Regions from separate parts of the Homo sapiens genome. Here regions 2, 3 and 4 are each linked to region 1. A link is a loop called in an ENCODE intact Hi-C map of the cell type or tissue named here. Cell type or tissue: IMR-90. All regions are shown on one strand. Links, peaks and the distances in the headings refer to the core of each region. The heading gives the core; the rest is flanking DNA.

Region 1 (5,180 bases), core at 489-4,488:
AAATAAAAAGTCTTTTTAAAGTATGATGTGTGCTTTTAGAAACTGAAAATGGATGAATTTGGCACTTCTCATTCTTTTAATTCAGGATGTTAAAAATGGAAACTCTATATTGAGGTTCAAATCTCATGTAGCTCAACTTATAAATTGTTGACAACAAAGTTTAAGAATATATTTACATGGCATTTGTAAAAAGCTACTGTCTTGCATAATGGTCCCAAAGGAGTTTATTATAGTTTTAGGAGATTCTCAATTGTTGGGATTCTGTCTCAGCATGGTACAGTGTTTCACTAAATATAGGTAGCTATATTTTTCTATTATATATACAAACCGTATTAAATTGATTTGTAGTTCTCATTGATTTAGAGGCTAAGGATAGCCTGACTTCAGGCTAAGTACTTTAAAAATAATTACCTTGAATAATATTCAGCCTTAAAAAGGAAGGAAATCCTGTCACATGATACAGCATGCATAAACCTTGAGGACACTACACTAAGTGAAATAAGCTAGTCACCAAAAGACAAATACTGTGTAATTCCACTTATATGAAGTATCTAAAGTAGTCAAGTTCATAGAAACATAAAGTAGAATTGTGGTTGCCAGAGGACAGGGTGTGTGGGGGAGGAAATGAGGAGCTGTTTGAGGAGTATAGAGTTTCAGTTTTATGAGATGAAAAAATTCTGGAGATCCATTGCACAACAATGTAAATGTGCATAACCTTAGACACCTGCACATTTTAAAATGGTAAATTTTATGTTATATGTTTTTTGTCACAATTAAAAATAAAAAAAATTACCTTAAGTTACATGAGTGCTTGTAAAATCTCTGATGTTTGATAAAGCATACTTTATTTTCACAGTTGTAATATAAAGGATTTGTTGACAACATGTTTTTTCCAGGGTAATGGAAAATTCTATTGAAGCCCAGTAAATAACAAGTATTTATTAATTGCCTACTATGAACAAGACATTGAGAGTTATGCATAACATTTCTATAGAAATGTAGATATGTATATATAGTTGTTGGCACAAGTCCCAAAAACATAAATTAAATGACAATTCAAGAGACAAAAACTGTCAAGAACATAATAGAAGTCACAGCACAGTATATGATTAATAGTTAAGTGAAGGTTACTAGATAAATCTTTAGCCTAATTTAACAGGTGTAATAACTAATATAAGTGATGTGCATATGTCCTACATATATGGGTAGGTAGCTGCAGAAATGTTTCCTAACATATTTGTAGTAGAAAAGAATTGATATTCATTACACATCATTAGGTTTCTGCACAACTCTTCTATATATGGTACTCAAATTTACCCTTATTAGCTCCCACCCCCACCTTTTTTTTTTTAATATATAAAGGTTAGGTCTCAAAAGTAATCAGGTAATTTCAAATTCATGCAAACAAACCTTGGAATATGTAAGTGCAAAGCATTCTACCAATTAGTGTCAGCTACCAATATACTAAAATAAAATGTTTTTTCTCTACCTTCTCTCTCACATTCCCCCTATTTATCATAATGCAACCTTTAACTTCTCTTTTCCTGCTCTTATCAAAACACACACACAACCCTGATTCTCCCAGTTCTCATAGTAGGGTCTGGGGTAACAATACAGCAGACAGGGGAAAGGCAAGGAAGGGAAGAAAAGGCTTCAGCCATCAAGGGATCCTTCCTCCCTTCCAGTGGATCTTTCCTCCCTTCCAATAAGAATCTCATAATCTAGTAGTCTTCAGCCTCCTTACAACTCTTCTCAGTCCCCTCCTCACTAGTACACTCCTCAGAGAATGTTATACTAGATGAAGCAAACAAATCTTAGGAAATGCTTGGAATGACCACACTAATTCCTAGGGATTAGCTAGAATATTTTCCTGTGCCTGAAATACACTCTTCCAGTAACATGTGTCCTAATTTTGTTTTTATTTTTGTAATCATATTTCTTATCTGTAATATTAGGGGATAGACAAATAGATGTCTAGACTTATTTTAATTTTCAAACTTTGAGATTCTAGAACTGAAAAATAAATCTTAAAAAAAAAAGGTTTTTTTATTTTTAGTAAAGGGCACTAGATGGCACAATTCCACCAATTTATGCTAATAAAATCACTCATCCTTTTATTCACATATAAAATAATTTAACTTTACAGTTACACTTAAATAATTTGACAGAAAACCTATATAACAAAGGTAAAAGTTCTTGAAAATATAATATTTCTAATATACCACATTTTATATCCTTATTCATTAACAGAATAACCAGAATCCCAACCCTGCATGAATAATTTGTTACCCAAAGTAAATAGGTATCTCTCTATAATAAAATGCAGCAAAAACTTACAGATATTGAACATTAATTTGTATCAAATGTACATTTTATAGTATTACTGATAATATAATAAAACTCTATCCAACAATAAAGTGAACTGGTGGTTCCATTGACTACAAATGCTTAAAATAAGGTACTAGAAAGACTAAACGCTCACAAGTCTGATTTATTTTTACTAACTGCTTGCCTTAGACCTTAGTTTCCTCAAGCCTAAAAATGAAAAAGTTGATCTAGAAACAATCAGAAATGATTAAGGTCTACTTGATTTAGCATTCAGTCGACCTCTTATTCCTTTAAAGTACCATATTTACCACAAAAGTCCCAGATCTGTCCAGTGTTTTTACTATCACTTCATTCCCTGGGATTATTTATAGTTCAGAAAACTTATCAGTCCTTAAGCTACATTTTGACATATAAGACACAGCACATCAGCCAAACAAACAGAATGTACACTGCACTTGGACCATCTTCCAACTGTGGCTTAGGCTCTTGGAGTAGTCCTACCTTGCCATTAGATGGCAAACACTCCTGCTAGGTGGTGCAATCAACAGCGGTAGAAAGAGGTTCTAAGAGAGAAATGCCCCTACTTAGATATTCTTGCCTGATGAAAAACTCTTCTCTTAGGAGGAAAGTCATCATCTTGGGCAAAAGTAACAGCTTCTAGAAGTTCACATGTAAAGAGGAAGTAGAGAAAATGACATCTACCTTGCTAAATACACTGTCGCAAGTTATTCTACATATTAATGGAGGGACATGGTATACAGCTAGATTTCTTTTACATTGCAACAAACTAGACAGAGCAGGGTGGTGGATGTGGAGGGGAGGGGGAATGAAAAGAAGTTACAATTCCTACAGAGGAACTCTTAAAGAAGTACCGGAGACTGTTGAAGGTTGTGTCTGTAAATGGTTTCTCAATGGTAATACTAAGTGGGCAGCGGTTTCTTACAGGAAGTTGTTCCCAGGTACCTAAGGCAGCTTATCTATAACAGCTGGACTAATATTCTCTCTATATCTGCCATAATCCTATTAAATGTTTTACAGAAAGACTTGTAAGAAACCCAAATTATAGCCATAATGCTGCTGTTATCTATAAGCTCAACAAGTTAATCAGCTCTCTCTCCCTCTTTTTTTTTTTTTTTTTTTTTTTTTGAGACGGAGTCTTGCTTTGTCGCCCAGGCTGGAGTGCAGTGGCATGACCTCTGCTCACTGCAACCTCCACCTCCCTGGTTCAAGCGATTCTCCTGCCTCAGCCTCCCGAGTAACTGGGACTACAGGCACCCGCCACCATGCCCGCCTAATTTTTTGTATTTTTAGTACGGGGTTTCATCGTTTTAGCCAGGATGGTCTCAATCTCCTGACCTCATGATCCGCCTGCCTCGGCCTCCCAAAGTGCTGAGATTACAGGCATGAGCCACCGTGCACGGCCAGCTCTCTCTTTTTAAGATAATTTACCATGATAGGATGGAGAGAATTTTTTGTTTTTGAATACTAAAACTGTACTTACACAGCCTCTTTTTTGTCTCTCCTAAAATAATTTTTAACCAGTATTCTAACCACCATGTATTAAACATCATGAAAAATAATGAGGAAAAGAGTACTATCCAGATGATAGTATTTGTAAAAATAAAATATCAATATATGGTATAGAGAATATATGAACCCATTCAACACTTTTAAGAGAAGCATTATAATGTGGTTATATAATGGACATTGCGGTTTATTCCCCAACATTTCCATTCCATCCCAGAAGACTATGTGAGCAAATTATGGTAATTCATTCCCTTTGTCATTGATTAGTTCAGAAAAGGACATAGGACCCAACTGTGGCTGTGGTAGGCATCACTCTAAAATGGCTCCCCAGAGATTTCCCATTCAAATTCCTAAAAACTACAGATATAATGAGATGGCACTCTCATGACTAAGTTATGTTATAAGGCACAGCTTACCTAAAAATAGGGAGATTATCCAGGTGGGCCACATCTAATTACATAAGCACTAAAAGCAGAGAGGTTCTTCAGCTGATGGCAGAATGGAAAGTCAGAGAGAGTTGAAGCATGAGAAGGATTCAAGGGAACCACCTGATGAGGGATGCAGAGAGCCACAAGGGGCTGAGAGGAATCCCCAACTGATAGCCCACGAGGAAACAAGGACAAAATCCTACAACCACAGAGAACAGGATTTTGTCAATGAACTTAGTGAGCTTGGAAGTAGATTCTTCCTCAAATCCTCCCAGCCCAGCCCATCCTCCACTTTGGATTGGGCATTGTAAGGCACTAAATAGAGAACCCAATTGTGCCCCCCAGGACTCTGACCTACAGAACTGCGAGATAATAAATAAGTGTGGTTTGGTGCTACAAAATGTGTGGTAATTTGTTATGACAGCAGTAGAAAGCTAACACAGTAGCCAAAGAGCTGTAAAATAGAGACTTCTAGGAGTTCTAGGGAAATTTTACTTATTTCTAAGTAAATATTTCTAGGTATTTATTTTACTTATTTCTAAGAAGGAGCCGCAGAACAAAATGTTGTCTCTTCTTTCTCTAGATATTGCATTGTCTAGACCTAATGGCTAGAGCTGACTTGTCGATGTAGAGGATTATGTTGACAGAATTTCTGAAAACTAGATCACCCTACAATCACAGAATAAACCTTATGTGGCAATAATGTATAGGACGTAGGCAGAATAGAAATTGGGCAACTTTAGATCCTCATGCCATTGAAGAGGTTAACCTTGGAGCTGCTAATATGTGAGATAATAAATTTCTTTATTGTCTACATGAGTTTGAGTCAGGGTTTCTATTACTTACAGACAAAATATTTTAACTGATGGGCTTGTTGACATAAAACTAGTCAAATTA
Region 2 (5,180 bases), core at 351-4,350, 700 kb after region 1:
CCTGAATAACAGAAAAGATAGAAAAGAGAAAGGAAAGGAAGGGAGAAAAGCATTGCCTGCAGCAGAGTGGGGAAGGCAAGGAGTTCAGGGAAGCCAGAGAAAGACACACCCATTACAGTGACACTGAATCAAAAGTTCAGGCAGCTGCTTGTTGGTAGTGAAGGAATCTTTTCCAGCAGTCCCATCAGCTCTTGAGATTCCCTCTTTGGGGAGAAAAAAAGTTCCCCATGTCCCATGATCCTGTACATGCCTAATCCTGTCACCCACAGCCATCAGCAAAGAGTGCAAGGCAGATTAATCCAAAAAGAATAGCAATTAACATCCTGTAGTGCCAAATCCGTTCTTAGCTGAGGTACTTTACTGAGAGGGATCTCTAACCCTCTAAATCTTAGGAAGGACTCTAACCTTCCTAAGTCAGGCCTTGAAGGCAAGTGCAGTCAAGTGTCCTGCCTTTTAAGAGGCACCTTTAACCTACTCTGTCTTAGGAGAGACTTTAACTCTCCTAAGTTGGGCCTCTAACCCAATCCCATCCTTTACCGGGATACCCTACCACTTACCCAAAGTCAGCCAATCAGTGTTGTAGTCTATTTCCTTTGGGTTGGGGGTCTCCTCAGTATAGTCCCTTTGGGGTTTGCAAGGAAAATGTTATTGGAAAGGGGTCCCAATCCAGACCCCAAAGAGAGGGTTCTTGGATCTCATGTAAGAAAGAATTTGAGGCAAATCAGTAGAGTAAATTGAAAGCAAGTTTATTAAGAAAGTAAATTAAAGAATGGCTACTCCACAGGCAGAGCAGCCAGTCATGATACATTATTTTTTAATGTATTGCTGAATTTGTTTTGAAATTATTTTATTTGGCCAGGCGCGGTGGCTCACACCTGTAATCCTAGCACTTTGGGAGGCCGAGGCGGGTGGATCACCTGAGGTCAGGAGTTCGAGACCAGCCCGACCAACATGGAGAAACCCCGTCTCTACTAAAAATACAAAATTAGCCGGGTGTGGAGGCGCATGCCTGTAATCCCAGTTACTCGGGAGGCTGAGGCAGGAGAATCGCTTGAACCCAGGAGGCAGAAGTTGCGGTGAGCCGAAATCGCACCATTGCACTCCAGCCTGGGCGACAAGAGCGAAAACTCCATCTCAAAAAAAAAAAAAAGAAATGATTTTATTTAGCATGTTTGCATCCATGTTCACAAATAAAATCGGCCTTTATTTTTCTTTTCTCATTTTGTCCTTGTTGGATTTTTGTATCAGGATTTTGCTAGACTTATAAAATGATGTGGGAAGTTTTCCTCTTATCTATTCTCTGGAAGAGTTTACAAGATTGAGATAATTTCTGCCTAAATGTTTGGCAGAACTTGTAGTTGATGCCATCTGGGCCTGGATACTTTTGTATGTGTGTGATAGGTTTTTAATTATTAATTCAGTTGCTTTAATAGTAATATGATTTTATTCCTCTTTCTTTCATAGGTTTAGTGAGTTGCATTTTTGTTGAAATTTGTCCCTTTAAATCAAACTTTCAAATGTATTGGCATAAAGTTATAAAAAAAAAAGTTTGTTATCTTTTGAGTGTTTGTAGAATCTGAAGTGACATTTTTCTTTAAATTCCTGATCTTGGGTATTTCGTTTTGCTTTCTTTCTTGATCAGACTGAACAACTTAATCAAATGTATTAATGTTTACAAGGAACCCACTTTTAGTTTGGTTGGTCCTTGCTTTTGTAGATTTGTTTTCTGTTTCATTCATTCTCCTATCTTTTTACCATGCTTTTCCTGAGCTGTAAATTTGTTTTAATTCTCTTATCTTTAACACTCCTTTCTTTTTACTTCTTTTCTAACTTTAAGCATTAAAATGAATGCTTAGCTTATTAGCTTTCAGCCTTTTTATTTTCTAATGTAAAGTTTCCTCTAAATAGTGTTTTAATTGCATCTCACAAGTTGAGGAGCCACTGACAATTTATTCTTCTACTTAAAAAAAAAATATGATTTCCTTATTATGTTGATTTGTCTCCCTCCTCTGGAATATAAACTCAGTGAAGGCAGATATTTTTGTCTATTTTGTTCACTGATTTATCCCCAGAAACTAGTACTATGCCTGGCACACAGTAGGTAATCAAAAAATATTGAAGGAATGAACAACTTAGAAGTTGAGGGCACCTGTAGTTCTAGCTACCTGGGAGGCTGAGGTCAGAGGATCACTTGAGCCCAGGAGTTCCAGACTGCAGTGAGCCATGATTGTGCTATTGCACTCCAGCCTGGGTGACAGAGTGGGACCCTTCTCAAAAAAGAAAGAAGGAGGGAAGGAGGGAGGGACGGAGGGAGGAAGGCAGGAAGGAAGGAAGGAAGGAAGGAAGGAAGGAAGGAAGGAAGGAAGGAAGGAAGGAAGGAAAGAAGGGAGGAAGGAAAGAAGGGAGGAAGGAAGGAAGGAAAGAAGAAAGGAAGGAAGGGAGGGAAGGGAGAGGAGGGGAGGGAGGAAGGAAGGAAGGAGGGGAGGGAGGAAGGATAAAGAAAGAAAGAGAAAGAAAGAGAAAGAGAGAAAGAGAAAGAAGAACAAGAAAAAGAAAGAAAGAGAAAGAAAGAACAAGAAAAAGAAAGAAAGAAAGAAAGAAAAGAAAGAAAGAAAGAAGAAAAGAAAAGAAAAGAAGTGGATGATTGTTGTGAAGAAAACAGAACTGGGTGAGGAAGACTGGGAAACAACATGGAGTTTTTACAATTTGAGGAGTTAGAGTCAAGGTAGAGCTTGATGAGCAATGACTTGAGGAGGAGTGGGAATATGCCATATGGATATCTGGAGGAAAGAGGCTCTAAGCAGAGGAAAAAATGGAAAAGCCTTGAGACTGGAATACTCTAGAAACGTCAAGGAGAACAGAATGGCTGGTGTGGAATGACCAAGGAGGAGATTACTAGGTGATAGGGAAAAAAAGAGGTAAAGAGTGTCAGAGCACATAGAGTCTTTGGGATATGAAAAACTTTGGCTTTTATTATGCGAAATGAGGAGCTATTACAGCGTTTTGAGCATGCATATTGCGTTTTTAAAGGATCATTTTAAAGGATCATTCTGGCTGTGCTGAGAATATAACAGAGAAGGAAGGATAGAAGTAGGAAGACTAGTTAGAAGGTAAGCTAAGACTTATTGAAGTGACTTCAGGCAAAAATTGGAAGAATTAAATTGGATACAACAAGGAAACACAACCTTTTTAAGTTTTGCAGAAAAAAAAAACAGAAATGATTTAAGGAAAGGTTTTATTTTTTAAGACGGTAGCGATAAACAAATATTTGTATACTAATAGAAATGACCCAATAGAGAGCAAAGCATGAGTGGTTCCCAAAACCCAGGATTCTAAACTCTGGGAGAGGAAAAGAATCAGTACAAGAGGGTGAAGGGAGAAGAGCAAGAAAGATACTAGGGCCTGATGGAGAGTGGTCACTGAGACTTTTATGTAAACACTAGCTTCAAATTACAGCTACCGGAAATACCATTCCCCCTGGAAAGTTTCAGAGTAGGGTGGCATATCTCCTCCCCTTCCACATAACCAATGCTACAATTGCAAATCAGGAAAGAATGGTTTCACATAGAAGTGAGAGTGGGTTTGTCAGCCTTTTCTCCAACCTCCATGGGAGAGCTGCTGTGGACCCCAGAGTTCACATTACCACCATTTCTTCCTTGCATTCTTGATTTTATTTTCTGGTAAACTGCATGTGGTTTATCTTAATATTTAAATCCTACCTCCCCACTCCTGCACCATATTCCCTCATCAAGACACGTGCTGTCTGTTCTCTTTATTTTGCAAATCCCATAGCAGAATTAAGTGGGTGGGTTATTTGCCAGCAGATCATTTAGAGAAAGATGTAATCATCTAGATCGGGGTTTCTTGACTTCAGCACTATGACATTTGAGGCTGGATAATTCTTGGTGGTGAGGGGTGCTGTTTGGTGCATTGTGGGATGGTTAGCAGCATTCTTGGCCTCTCCCTACAAGATGCTAGTCACACCTTCCTCCCCACTTTCCCCTCATCCCAATTGTGACCAAAAAAACAAAACAAACAACAACAATAACAACAAAAAAACAGAAGTACTCCAGACATTGCCAAATGTCCCCTAGGGTTCAAAAATTGCTCCCAGTTGAGAACCACTGATTTAGATGTAAATTTTCTCAATTCATTAGCCAGGAGCAGTGGCTCATGCCTGTAATCCCAACACTTTGGGAGGCTGAGGCAGGTGGATCACCTGAGGTCAGGAGTTTGAGACCAGCCTGGCCAACGTGGTGAAACCCCACCTCTACTAAAAACACAAAAATTAGCTGGGCATGGTAACGGGCGCCTGTAGTCCCAGCTACTCGGGCGTCTGAGGCAGGAGGATCACTTGAAGGAGGTGGAGGTTGCAGTGAGCCAAGATTACGCCACTGCACTCCAGCCTGGGCAACAGAGTGAGACTCATCTCAATAAGTAAATAAATAAAATTTCTCAATTCATTATCAACAGATCCTGGTGGTGTCAATAATATACGGAAAGAAGCTGAGGATTTATTAACTATATCTTTATTCTCTGATTTATTTATGTCAAGGATATCAGTGTTAACCTTCCACTTCTTACCACCATTCCAAAATGAATATTATGGACCCTCATTTTAGCAACTGGTACCTTTCTGCACATGATTGGCCTGGGAGAATAAAGGAATGAGTAAAGTCGGACTATGGAAATTTAAAACATCATTGGTGAGATTTTACCATCAGAGGCTCTTCAAAATATTTGCCTCAAGCATCATGGAAGAGACTTTTTTTTCTATCAACTAATTGCTGATAACCTAAAATTGATGTTATCTGCATTGGACCCATTAACATGTATTACTTCGTGAGGTATCAAAAAAAACCACACAGCATCAGAAAAGCTCAATCAAGATTGAAAAAAGATAAATTTGAAGAATTTATGCTACCAGAATTCAAGACTTAGTGCAGAGTTGCAGTAGTTAAGATAGTGTGGGATTGCCACAAGAATATACAAATAGACCAGTGGAAGAGAATAGTCAGAAAAAGACCTGATTTGTGACAGATATCAGTGCAACTCTGTAAGGGAATGAATAGCTTTTTAATAATTGGTATTGGAACAATTGAATTTATAGGACAAAATGAAACTTGACCCCTCCCAATCATACTTTGCCCAAAATTAATTTGAGATGTATCACAGTATCA
Region 3 (5,180 bases), core at 510-4,509, 1.3 Mb after region 1:
AAAAGGTACTGCATTTTTCAGAGACCCAGTAAATAAGGCATGTCTTAAAGAGGTATTATAAATGTAGAATAACATAATGAAGTTAAAGTGCACACTGTAATAGGTACTTACTAGGACAGTTTTATTTGTGATTGCTAATCATTATTTTGGAGGGTAATACCTTTCATTTTTCAACCAAAGTACCTAAAGATTATATATAGAATATATATTCTGATATATAGATATATATATTCTGATATATATCTGTATATATATGATATATAATATATATATATATGCACTTTTTTTGAGACAGGGTTGCACTCTTTCACCCAGGCTGGAGTGCAGTGGCTCGATCTCAGCTCACTGCAACCTTTATCTCCTGGGTTCAAGTGATTCTTCTGCCTCAGCCTCCCAAGTAGTTGGGATTACAGGTGCATGCCACCATGCCTGGGTAATTTTTGTATTTTTAGTAAAGACGGGGTTTCACTATGTTGGCCAGGCTAGTCTTGAACACCTGACCTCAAGTGATTCACCTCCCTCGGCCTCCCAAAGTGCTGGGATTACAGGTATGAGCCACCGTGCCCGGCCCTAAAGATATATTTTAAGTCAATGTAAGTCTTCTGGACAGCACCAACTTCCTTTCCCTGGTCCCCCATCCATCCTGCTCTGTAACTGGGTGGGCTAACTGACTCAGGTGGACTAGTCCAGGGCTTTCTTGCCCCTTGGCTGCATTTTGGCCAAGGGAGGTGTCAGTTGGAGGTTGGGAAACAGAGTGCAGGGACAGAATGAGGCAGAATCAGGTTGGGGTATTTATTCCCCAGACACCTCTTGGCTGGCTCCCTCTATCCAATGAATCTCTGTCCTGAGGCCCTCTTCATACAGCCCTGCCTCTCTCCAGCTTCCAGCAAGTGCTTCCTCTCCTGCTCCCACACATACCAGCTCCAGGGTCCTAGACCCTTTCTGGTTGCTTTTACAAAATGCTATCCATAGGTTTATAAATAATCTCTTAAACTCTTTGCAATAACTCACCTTGATGACACCACCTATTTATTTCCTACTAAAGCCAGAAATGACACAATGATTGTTACATTTTCTACTATTATTCCTTCCAGACTGCATTGGATTTTGTTTCAATAACCTATAGATATTATCAGTCAGATTATTTCATGAAGCTTGCCTCCATAGATAACAGAAATATGTGCTCTGGAGGAACAGAAGCTTTGGTTTCAAACGCAAGTTGGTTCTGGTCATGACTCTGCCACCTTCCAAACTAAGTGGTCCATCCACAACTTCTTTATAAGCCTCAATTTTCTCACCTGTAAAATATGGGTAATAAAAGTTCCTGCCTCGTAGGATGATTGTGGGGGTTAAATGGAATAAATGCATGTAAATTGCTTAATGGAGTGTAGAACATTGTGATCATTCAATTAGCTATTAATATTATTATTCTAGGAAAAAGAAAAGGATGTCCCCCCAGGCGACCATAAATGAGCAGCTGGGCTGTCAAATTTGCCTTTAATACTGTAACATTTCTGGTACTGGTCAAGCTACTGAAAACTCAGTATTGTATAAACCCAACATGACAGGGAACAGGGTGACAGGGCATTGGTGGAGCGGTCAGTGCCCTCTGGCCCTAGAGCAAGTCTTTGAGGCCTGGTTCTAGTTATTTTTCTCAACCCTGGGTCTTTATCAATCACCAGGGAAGGTTTTTCAAACATAAACTGTTGGCTGGACTTCAGAGCCTACACGATTTTGCAAAGCTCCTCAGGTGCTTCTGATGTTTGGGTTAAGAGCCAAAACTCTTTATTCCAAGGGTCATTGGTACTGTCCTGGACAGAGGTGGTCCTGGGCTATGCCCTGTAGGTTTCCTCTAGTCCATAGCCAGAGAGGACCAACATATCTTCAGAGAAAGCAAATACTTAGAAAATCCTAGGGTTAGGAGGATAATATTTATCCTTGAGGCAGGGTTACCAGCCACAGATTAGAAGTAGGAGACGCCTCTTCAACTTGGAATAAAGCCCTGGTACCAGATATTAACAAACTCAGTATTCTCAGAGGGAAACTCTCAAACTGCTGACTTCTGCACATGGTCTGTTAACATCCAGGTGCTTCAGGGTTACTGCAACTGCCCAAATTCCAACTTTTCTGGAAGGACAGTGCCTGTCACTGACTGGAGATTCTTTGTGTCTCCCCCTCTTCCCTTGCCCTCCTTTCCCACAGCCTACTGTCCAGCCATAAGAGTCTATCTCTAAGTCAGTGCCTTTCATTTCACCAACTCCACACTTGTCTTATGTATTCATTCATTAAGTCACTCATTCACTCAGTAAATATTTATTGAACTATCACAGAGGGTAAATCCCACCTAAATATCTGGAGAATCTGCTGCAAAAAGTCCCCAAGTGATCCTTTGGTATTCCCAGAGCGAGAAGGACTCTTCTAAATATTCTCATCCTTGAATAAAAATTTAAGGGCCAAGCATATTCCATATTTCTCTGGCACTTGTGAGTTTGTAAAGCATTTTTGTAGGGATTATTTTAATTGTTAATTCTGCTTATCTTGGGATGTATTATTATAAGTATTTATAGCTTAACTTTAGTGAAGAAAAAATGGAAGACTATTGAGGTAGGTTGCAGAATGTCAATTATTGAGGTAGGTTGCAGAATGTCAATTATTGAGGTAGGATGCAAAATGTCAATTATGTCAGTGGAAGTAACGTATTGCAGAATGTTCCAACTTATCAATAATGTCTTATCGAAAGGGCTATATAGTAGCCTTTACTTTTACCTTCTAAGGGTTTTTAGTTTAGGGAGGTAAATGGCCACAGCCTTTCTTGCCTCCAATCTTGTGTTCCACCTCTTCCCTAGCTGACTGGGCACCGTGAAGTCTGTGCCTGGTGTGTTACCACCACCTAGTGGTGAATATAGCACTTAAACCCTGTGACTGGAAACAAGATGTTAGAAGAGAATATATAGGTAGACTTAGATTAACATCGGTTTGAAAAGAATCTTGAATTTCTCTTCCCACTCCAGAAAGCCACCCTGATATAGATATATTCTTTTGACAAGTTTAGATAGTACATAATCAGCTATTTTTAAAAGTAGGCATTCCAGTGCCTTTTTGCTGTCTTTTCTCTTGTCACACCCTACAGTAATTTTTCCTTAAAAGCTTTTTTTAAATCATAAACCAACTATCATTTTAACTATTCAGTATCTGTGAAATATCTAATATGGATATGCAAATGGCAGAGAATGCTCTTTAAACTTCTTTTATCAACACTTAAATTACAGCACTTCTCTCAATGAATTGAAATATCTCTTCTCAGAGCCAGAAGAACTATGTATTCAGAAGTGCTCCATTTTGAGTTCTAACAGAAATAAACCTAAGATATTGCTTGATAACAGCTGATAGTAATTAGACCCACTGACTGGAAAAAGTAAATGCATAATACTTTGCATTACTTTGGTAATCCAAAGTAATGTCACTCATCCTAAGATTCCCTAAAGGAGCTCAGGAAACATTTCCACTGTCTGTCCTTTTTATTCAGCTGAGGGAGCAGAAAAATGAGAAACAAAGAGCTCATTCATATGTGTGAATTTTGAGAATCTGTCAACATTCTCAGGCTGATGATGCACCACTTCTCCCATTTTTTCTAAACATGGAACCAGTTCTGCCACTGGCTTCTGTGCGACACTGGTGAACTTGCTCACGTGTTTTTGGGTTTCAATTCCCCTGCCACATTACTTTGTTTAAAAGAACCATGATCCTACAGTCACCTTCTACTGGGTTGAATGGTGGACACCCAAAAAATGTTCATATACTAATTCTCTGGGACCTATAAATGTGACTTTATTTGGGAAAATGATTTTTACAGATGTTAATTAGGTTAAGGATCTCTTGATCATTCTATATTATCTTGGTAAGCCCTAAATCCAACACCCTGTATCCTTTTAGGACACACAAAGGAGATAACACAGAGAGATGGAGAAGACCATGTGAAAATAGAGGCAGAGTTGAGAAATACACAGTAAGCCAGCAAGCCAAGAGAAGAGGGATGGCTGGGTTATATGGTAGCTTTATTTGTAATTTCTTTAGGAACTTCCTTATTGTTGTCCATAATGGCTGCACCAATCTACATTCCCATCAACAGTGTACAAGGGTTCCCTTTTCTCCACACCCTCACCCACACATTCTGTTGCTTCTCTTTTTGATAATAGCTATCCTAAGATGTGTAAAGATGTATTTCACAGTAATTTTGATTTGTTTTTTTTTTTTGAGACGGAGTCTCACTCTGTCACCCAGGCTGGAGTGCAGTGGCGCGATCAGGGCTCACTGCACCCTCCATCTCCTGGGTTCAAGCGATTCTCCTGCCTCAACCTCCCAGGTAGCTGGGATTGCAGGCATTTGCCACCACGCCCAGCTAATAATTTTTTGTATTTTTAGTAGAGACAGGGTTTCGCCATGTTGGCCAGGCTGCTCTCAAACCCTTGACCTCAAGTGATCTGCCCGCCTCAGCCTCCCAGAGTGCTAGGATTATAGGGGTGAGCCACTGCGCCCAGGCTTGATTTGTTTTTTTTCTAATTATTAGGGATGTTGAGTACCTTTTAATGTATCCATTAGCTATTTTTATGTGCTTTTTGACAAATGTCTACATCAAGTCCTTTGCCCATTTTAAAACCGGGTTATATATGTTTGTATGAGCTATTTATAAACTTTGAATATTAACCTCCTATCTGGTATATGGTTTACAAGTATTTTTTCCCCAATCTGTAGATTGCATTTTCATTTTGTTGGTTCTTTCCTTTGCTGTGCAGAAGCCTTTCAGTTTGATATAGTCCCATTTATTTATTTTTGGGACTAAATCCAGTTTCTCAGCACCATTTGTTGAAGAAACTATCCCTTCCTCGTTGTGTTTTCTTGGTGCCCTTGTTGAAAATTAATTGACCATACATATTTGGATTTATTTATTTCTGGGCTCTATGTTCTGTTCTATTGGTCTATGTGTCTGTTTTTATGCCTGTATCATGCTATTTGGGTTGCTATAGCTTTGTAGTATATTTTGAGGTCAGATCTTGTGATACCTGCAGGTTTCTTTCTTTTGCTCAGGATTGCTTTGGCTATTGAGGGTTTTGTAGTTCTATAGAAATTTTATAATTTTTTTCTATTTCTGTGAAGAATGTCATTGGTATTTTGGTAGGAAT
Region 4 (5,180 bases), core at 501-4,500, 320 kb after region 1:
GGAGGTTCTGGGCCCTTCCCAACCTCCCCAGCAGCATAGGCTTTATTATGGCCCCTTCCACATTCCCCAGGGGCCCAGACCAAACCTCTCTTCCTTCTTGAGACCATCTTCCATTAACCCCTGTGTTCTTCCTGTATCTCAACCAGGCACCATTTTGAGAGATGTCAGTTTAGCTCTTGATGAATTGGAAATTTTCCACATGTGGGGTTTTCCCCTCCATCAGTTTACATTTCCTCAGGAACTTATGCAGCGTGCTTATAACACCTGCCTGGAACACAGTAAACTTCTAGTCAATAAATGTGACCTGTTATTTCAAGGGATAGATGATATATTCACCCCTAGTACCCAGCCTGCAACAGGTAGCCAGAGAACTAGTGGGCCTGATTCAGTTGCAAAGTAACAAGACTAAAGACAGCACAAGTGTGGAAATATGGCTATTTTCTTTATAAAACTTGAGTCACTCTAACAACTTGAATTTAAGATAATTTACTTCAAATAAATACAGAATGCAGACTATGACTTAATCATAATAAATCATTCTCTATGTTTAAAATGTCCCACAAAATGTTGATTGTTTTCTTTTTTTGTTTTTTTGAGTTGGAGTCTCAGTCTGTCTCCCAGGCTAGAGTGCAGTGGCGTGATCTTGGCTCACTGCAAGCTCTCCCTCCTGGGTTCACACCATTCTCCTGCCTCAGCCTCCAGAGTAGCTGGGACTACAGGTGCCCGCCACCACACCCGGCTAATTTTTTGTATTTTTAGTAGAGACGGGGTTTCACTGTGTTACCAGGATGGTCTTGATCTCCTGACCTCATGATCTGCCTGCCTAGGCCTCCCAAAGTGCTGGGATTACAGGTGTGAGCCACCACACCCAGCTGATTGTTTTCTTTTTTACGTATTTTTTTTGTTTGAGTCAGGATCTTGCTCTGTTGCTCAGGCTGGAATGCAGCAGTGCAATCATGGCTCACTGCAGCCTCCATCTCCTAGGCTCAAGCAATCCTCCCACCTCAGCCTCCAACATAGCTGGAATTATAGGCTTGTGTCACCATGTCCACCAATTAGAAAAATTTTTTGTAGGGAGACGGTCTCACTATGTTGCCCAGGCTGGTCTCAAACTCCTGGGCTCAAGCCATCCTCAGGGTGAGTCTATAAAGTGAAAGCAAATTTATTAACAAAAAAAAGGAATAAAAGAATGGCTACTCCATAGACAGAGGAGTTCTCAGGGTTGCCAATTGCCCATTTTTATGGTCATTTTTTGATGATGTGCTAAACGAGGGGTGGATTAGTCATGTCTCGCCTTTCTAGACCATGTAGGGTAACTTCCTGACATTGCCATGGCATTTGTAAACTGTCATGGCGTTGGTGGGAGTGTAACAGTGAGGACGACCAGAGGTCACTCTCATCGCCATCTTGGTTTTTGTGGGCTTCTTTACTGCAACCTGTTTTATCAGCAAGGTGTCTATGACCTGTGTCTTGTGCCAACCTTCTATCTTATCCTGTGACTTAGAATGCCTAGCCATCTGGGAACATAGCCCAGTAGGTTTCAGCCTCATTTTACCCAGGTCCTATTCACAATGGAGTTGTTCTGGTTCAAACGCTTCTGACAAGACCAAAGCAAAATCCAGGTGATTCACACTGGTGGTATGTATGCATATATGTGTGTATTTCTAAGTACAGTGTGTAGAAGTAACACACTGGTGGTTTTAGAAGAAATATAAAGATGTTCTATTCCTTGTTTCTGGAGAGTTGCTCATTTTGAAGAGGAATTGAAGTGCAAACCAGGGTCCTGGGGCCTTTTGTCACAAAAACCTCTGAAGTTCCAATGGAGGGTGGTGTTCCCTGGGAGGGAGGGTGCAGAGCATTGTCCTCCCAGCCCCATTGAGGACACCTTTAGGACAGTGCCTCTGCCTGGAAGATGAGCAGCTTTAGGCAGTCACCATCGTCGTCTAGAAACCACATTTGAAAACTGGTGGGAGGACAAGGCCCAGCTCCATCCTGCCGCGATAAACTCCCAGCAGCAAGATCCCAAGCAGGATAGATGGTGATGGGAGCAAAACGTCCTGTTCTCTCATCTTTCCAAAACAAGCCTTGCCATTTTCAGGAGCGTGTAAAGGAAATAAAACACCTACCCGCCCTAAGCAGGCAACATAAGCTGTGTACCTTCAAGTTTCTCCAAAGCACAAGCGCCTCTGAACATACAGTGTTTTTATCCCTGAACTATTCCAACTCCAGTCCGGAGTGGTTTTACGCAGTCGACACTAGAGGGCAGGCCATTAAAACGTTCCCGTTCAAACGAGTTGCTCTGCAAATGCAAGAGCTGACACAGCACCTGAAGGTCCGCTCCGTATCTGAAAAGTAGCTTTCCCCCACGGAGAATGCAAGCGTGCGTTCGGTATGGGGCAAGAGCGTGGGAAGCCTGCTACTGCTTTCCTTTCGGGGCATATTTACAGTGAAAGCCCGTGAACTCGCCTGCTCTTCCCTTAGATTTACTTTACTTGGGAATTCCTAGAAGTGGAAAAATAAATCACAATGGCCAGTGCGGGTCCCCAGAGGTTTAGCCCCGGCTAATGGATAACAGGAAGGGACTAAATCAGCCTCCTCTCACCAGCGGCAAGTTTACAAGAGAACCACTCAGCATGAAAACGCCAAAGCAAGCTGTACTTAATCCCTCAAGAAGTCCTAAAAACTGTAATTTTATTAAGTTAGAGACAGGGTCTTCCTCTGCCAACCAGGATGGAGTGCAGTGGTGCGATCATACTTCACTCCTGGGCTCAAGCTGTCCTCCTGCCCCAGCCTCCAGAGTCGCTGGGAGTACAGGTGCATGACGCCAGGTCCAGCTAATTAAAAAAAATTTTTTTTTTCATTTTTTTAAGACACGGGGTCTTGCTATGTTGCCCAGGCTAATCTTGAATTCCTGTCCTCAAGCAATCATCCTGTTTTGGCCTCCCAAAGTGCTGGGATTACAGGTGTGAGCCAGCCACCTTGTCTGGCCTAAAACTGTAATTTTATAAACTCTTTGTGGCAAACCCCTCCAAACAAAAAGGCTCGGGTGAGTGTAAGGATGGCTTTGCTCCAAGTTCAGAGTTTGGCTTCTCCGCCGTGCTCCCTGCCCCCACCCACCCCCCCACCCCCATCTGACTGCCTTGTCTGTTATCATGTGTAGATTTTCTATGGATTTTATTGTGTCATCATGATAAAGCCAATGTTAATGTATTTTTCAGGCAAATGCTGCATTTTCCTCCTCAAAGACTAGGCTTCTCACTCTGGAATTGGGCAGCACCTAGAAGCAGCCCCATGGCCTCACTGGAGAGAGCTCTGGCCATGAAACCCTGCTGGCCAGCGTTTATAGAGGGCTTCCCAGTTCTTCATTGGAGGTCTAAACAGGATTTCCCTAGAGAAGGAGGGCTTCGTGGAATAAATGACAAAGGGAGTTGGGGTGGCCTGCCAGGTCACTGGGCTCCAGCTCCTCATTGTTCAGCCCACAGGCTTCCCAGGGCGCCTGTCCAAGCCAGCCGGAAACAGACGAAACTGCAAAATCACTCCATTCCTGCCCACACAAACACGGGGAAATGAATGATCACTTTGCACAAGAAACCTCCAAGAGACACTTTGAGGATCCCCTTGAGGAAAGGACAACTGGGACCTGTGGCAGGAAGAAGGCTGAAAGAAAAGTCCAGGTTTATTACTCCCTGGGAGAAGGAAGAGGAAGAACAAAGGAAATGCACTTCTTTAAGTACTTCATGATGCAAAATATTTTTAAATTCCTGAGTTCACATTTAAAAACTGTATATTTTTAAATTATAGGAGCAATGATGTTAGTGGTAACCAGCCCAACAACAGAAATAAAGAGAAATTTAATAAGCTTCCCCTAAAGTCTACCTTCTACACATTGAAGAAACTTCCTCCAAGTTTTTGAGTTTTATAGACAAAGCATCCTTTTACTTCTGAGCTGTCATTTTTTTTTCCTTTGTTGGCTTATAGTTTGCAACAAGCAAAGAGGGCCAATGTAGACAATAAGAAAACTCAAGAAGCAGGGATTGGCCATCTCCAATCATCACTGATAAATTTCCTTAAAATCAAAATAACGTTGTTTCAAATATCTGAGATATGAGGCAAAACGTTTCTTGAACAAGTCTGACACTATGTTGTCAGGATCTAAGTGTGCTATATGAACCTTAAAATTTGTTTTCATTTGATCTTTGAAAAAAGTATTTAATCAGTTCTAACGACGGAAGTCTTCTTCTGCAGTGATAATTCACAATGAAAGACATTTAAGCTGACGTTTCTCTAATGGGTTTTTAAGATTCCAGCTCCAAGGGACTGTGAGAAATTATTTTCTTATATAAAAGGTTGTGAATATTATCAACATTTATCTAAGCCCATAAGTCATAAATCCCACCAGGCATTAAATTTTCAAGGGAGCTTTTAAAACATAGATTACCCTGTCTCCCACTCCAGAACTGCTAGGGGTAAGGTCTGGGGAATCTGTATTTCACATGGTCCCCAAGTGATTGTAACCAGCAGATGACCTCATGGGCAGGGATTTCCTACATACGAGGCTCTGGCCTCTGTGTCTTGTCAGTCAGCATTTTTAAGTACAAAGGAACCTTTCCCTTCCCAACTACAAAATCTTACCTTTCTGTTTCCCCTCCTAGAAAACTGGATCAGAACAATGCTTCTCAAAGTGTAGTCCCCAAACAAGCCGCAAACAGCATCACCTACGATCTTATCAGAATACAAATTCTCCAGCCCCACCCCAGACCTACTAAGTTAGAAATTATGGGCACGGAGCAAATGCATTCATGTGTTTTAACAAGTCCTCCCAGTGATTCTGACACCTGCTAAAGTTTGAGAACCACTGGATTCGAAAATTTCACAATTTCAAGAAAGAAGTAATGAAGAAAGACACACCATGTAAGGTAGAACCAAGTTTATTAATGACAGCCTTTATTACAATCACTCTCAAGTGTAAAAAATAAAGGGTGATTAATTAATATTTAAAACTCACTCGGACTTGCTGTTTGGCCTTTCAGTGGATGTGCCAAAGGGCAGGGATCTTGCCTGATTCTGAATCAATTGGCCAGATGGAGTTCACTGGAGAATGAGGCAATCAACAAAAAAGACAAATGATGCCAACTGGAGAGAGCTCGTGTCTTCTCCATGTTGGAAGGACATTACAAAAT

What was found. Peaks named below come from ENCODE experiments on the same cell type or tissue, not always from the same donor. Only the 100,000 strongest peaks of a DNase experiment are listed, where the experiment ranks them.
Region 2: a loop joins it to region 1, with 8 times the contacts of the local background. A loop is called at or near these places in 6 of 110 quality-filtered maps.
Region 3: a loop joins it to region 1, with 5 times the contacts of the local background. A loop is called at or near these places in 12 of 110 quality-filtered maps.
Region 4: a loop joins it to region 1, with 5 times the contacts of the local background. A loop is called at or near these places in 19 of 110 quality-filtered maps.

Annotation. Positions count from the first base shown.
Region 1 is chr4:98,148,485-98,153,664 of GRCh38, forward strand. No RefSeq gene overlaps it. Among named protein-coding and RNA genes, the nearest start is that of STPG2, 7.6 kb to the left of the region's middle. In IMR-90, for the core only: a CTCF peak has its summit at 2,082 (motif pointing right); no DNase peak of the experiment used is centred there; H3K27ac peaks cover 186 bases.
Region 2 is chr4:98,848,562-98,853,741 of GRCh38, forward strand. All of the region lies in intron 1 of LOC105377343 (a long non-coding RNA gene), which reads right to left. Among named protein-coding and RNA genes, the nearest start is that of EIF4E, 78 kb to the right of the region's middle. In IMR-90, for the core only: a CTCF peak has its summit at 2,011; a DNase peak (open chromatin) is centred at 3,480.
Region 3 is chr4:99,460,180-99,465,359 of GRCh38, forward strand. No RefSeq gene overlaps it. Among named protein-coding and RNA genes, the nearest start is that of ADH7, 27 kb to the left of the region's middle. In IMR-90, for the core only: a CTCF peak has its summit at 2,891 (motif pointing left); a DNase peak (open chromatin) is centred at 2,872; H3K27me3 peaks cover 143 bases.
Region 4 is chr4:98,465,455-98,470,634 of GRCh38, forward strand. It overlaps TSPAN5 (tetraspanin 5), which reads right to left. Exons shown (of 8, transcript NM_005723.4): 8 at 4,913-5,180. Among named protein-coding and RNA genes, the nearest start is that of TSPAN5, 190 kb to the right of the region's middle. In IMR-90, for the core only: a CTCF peak has its summit at 2,260 (motif pointing right); a DNase peak (open chromatin) is centred at 2,297; H3K4me3 peaks cover 307 bases; H3K27ac peaks cover 802 bases.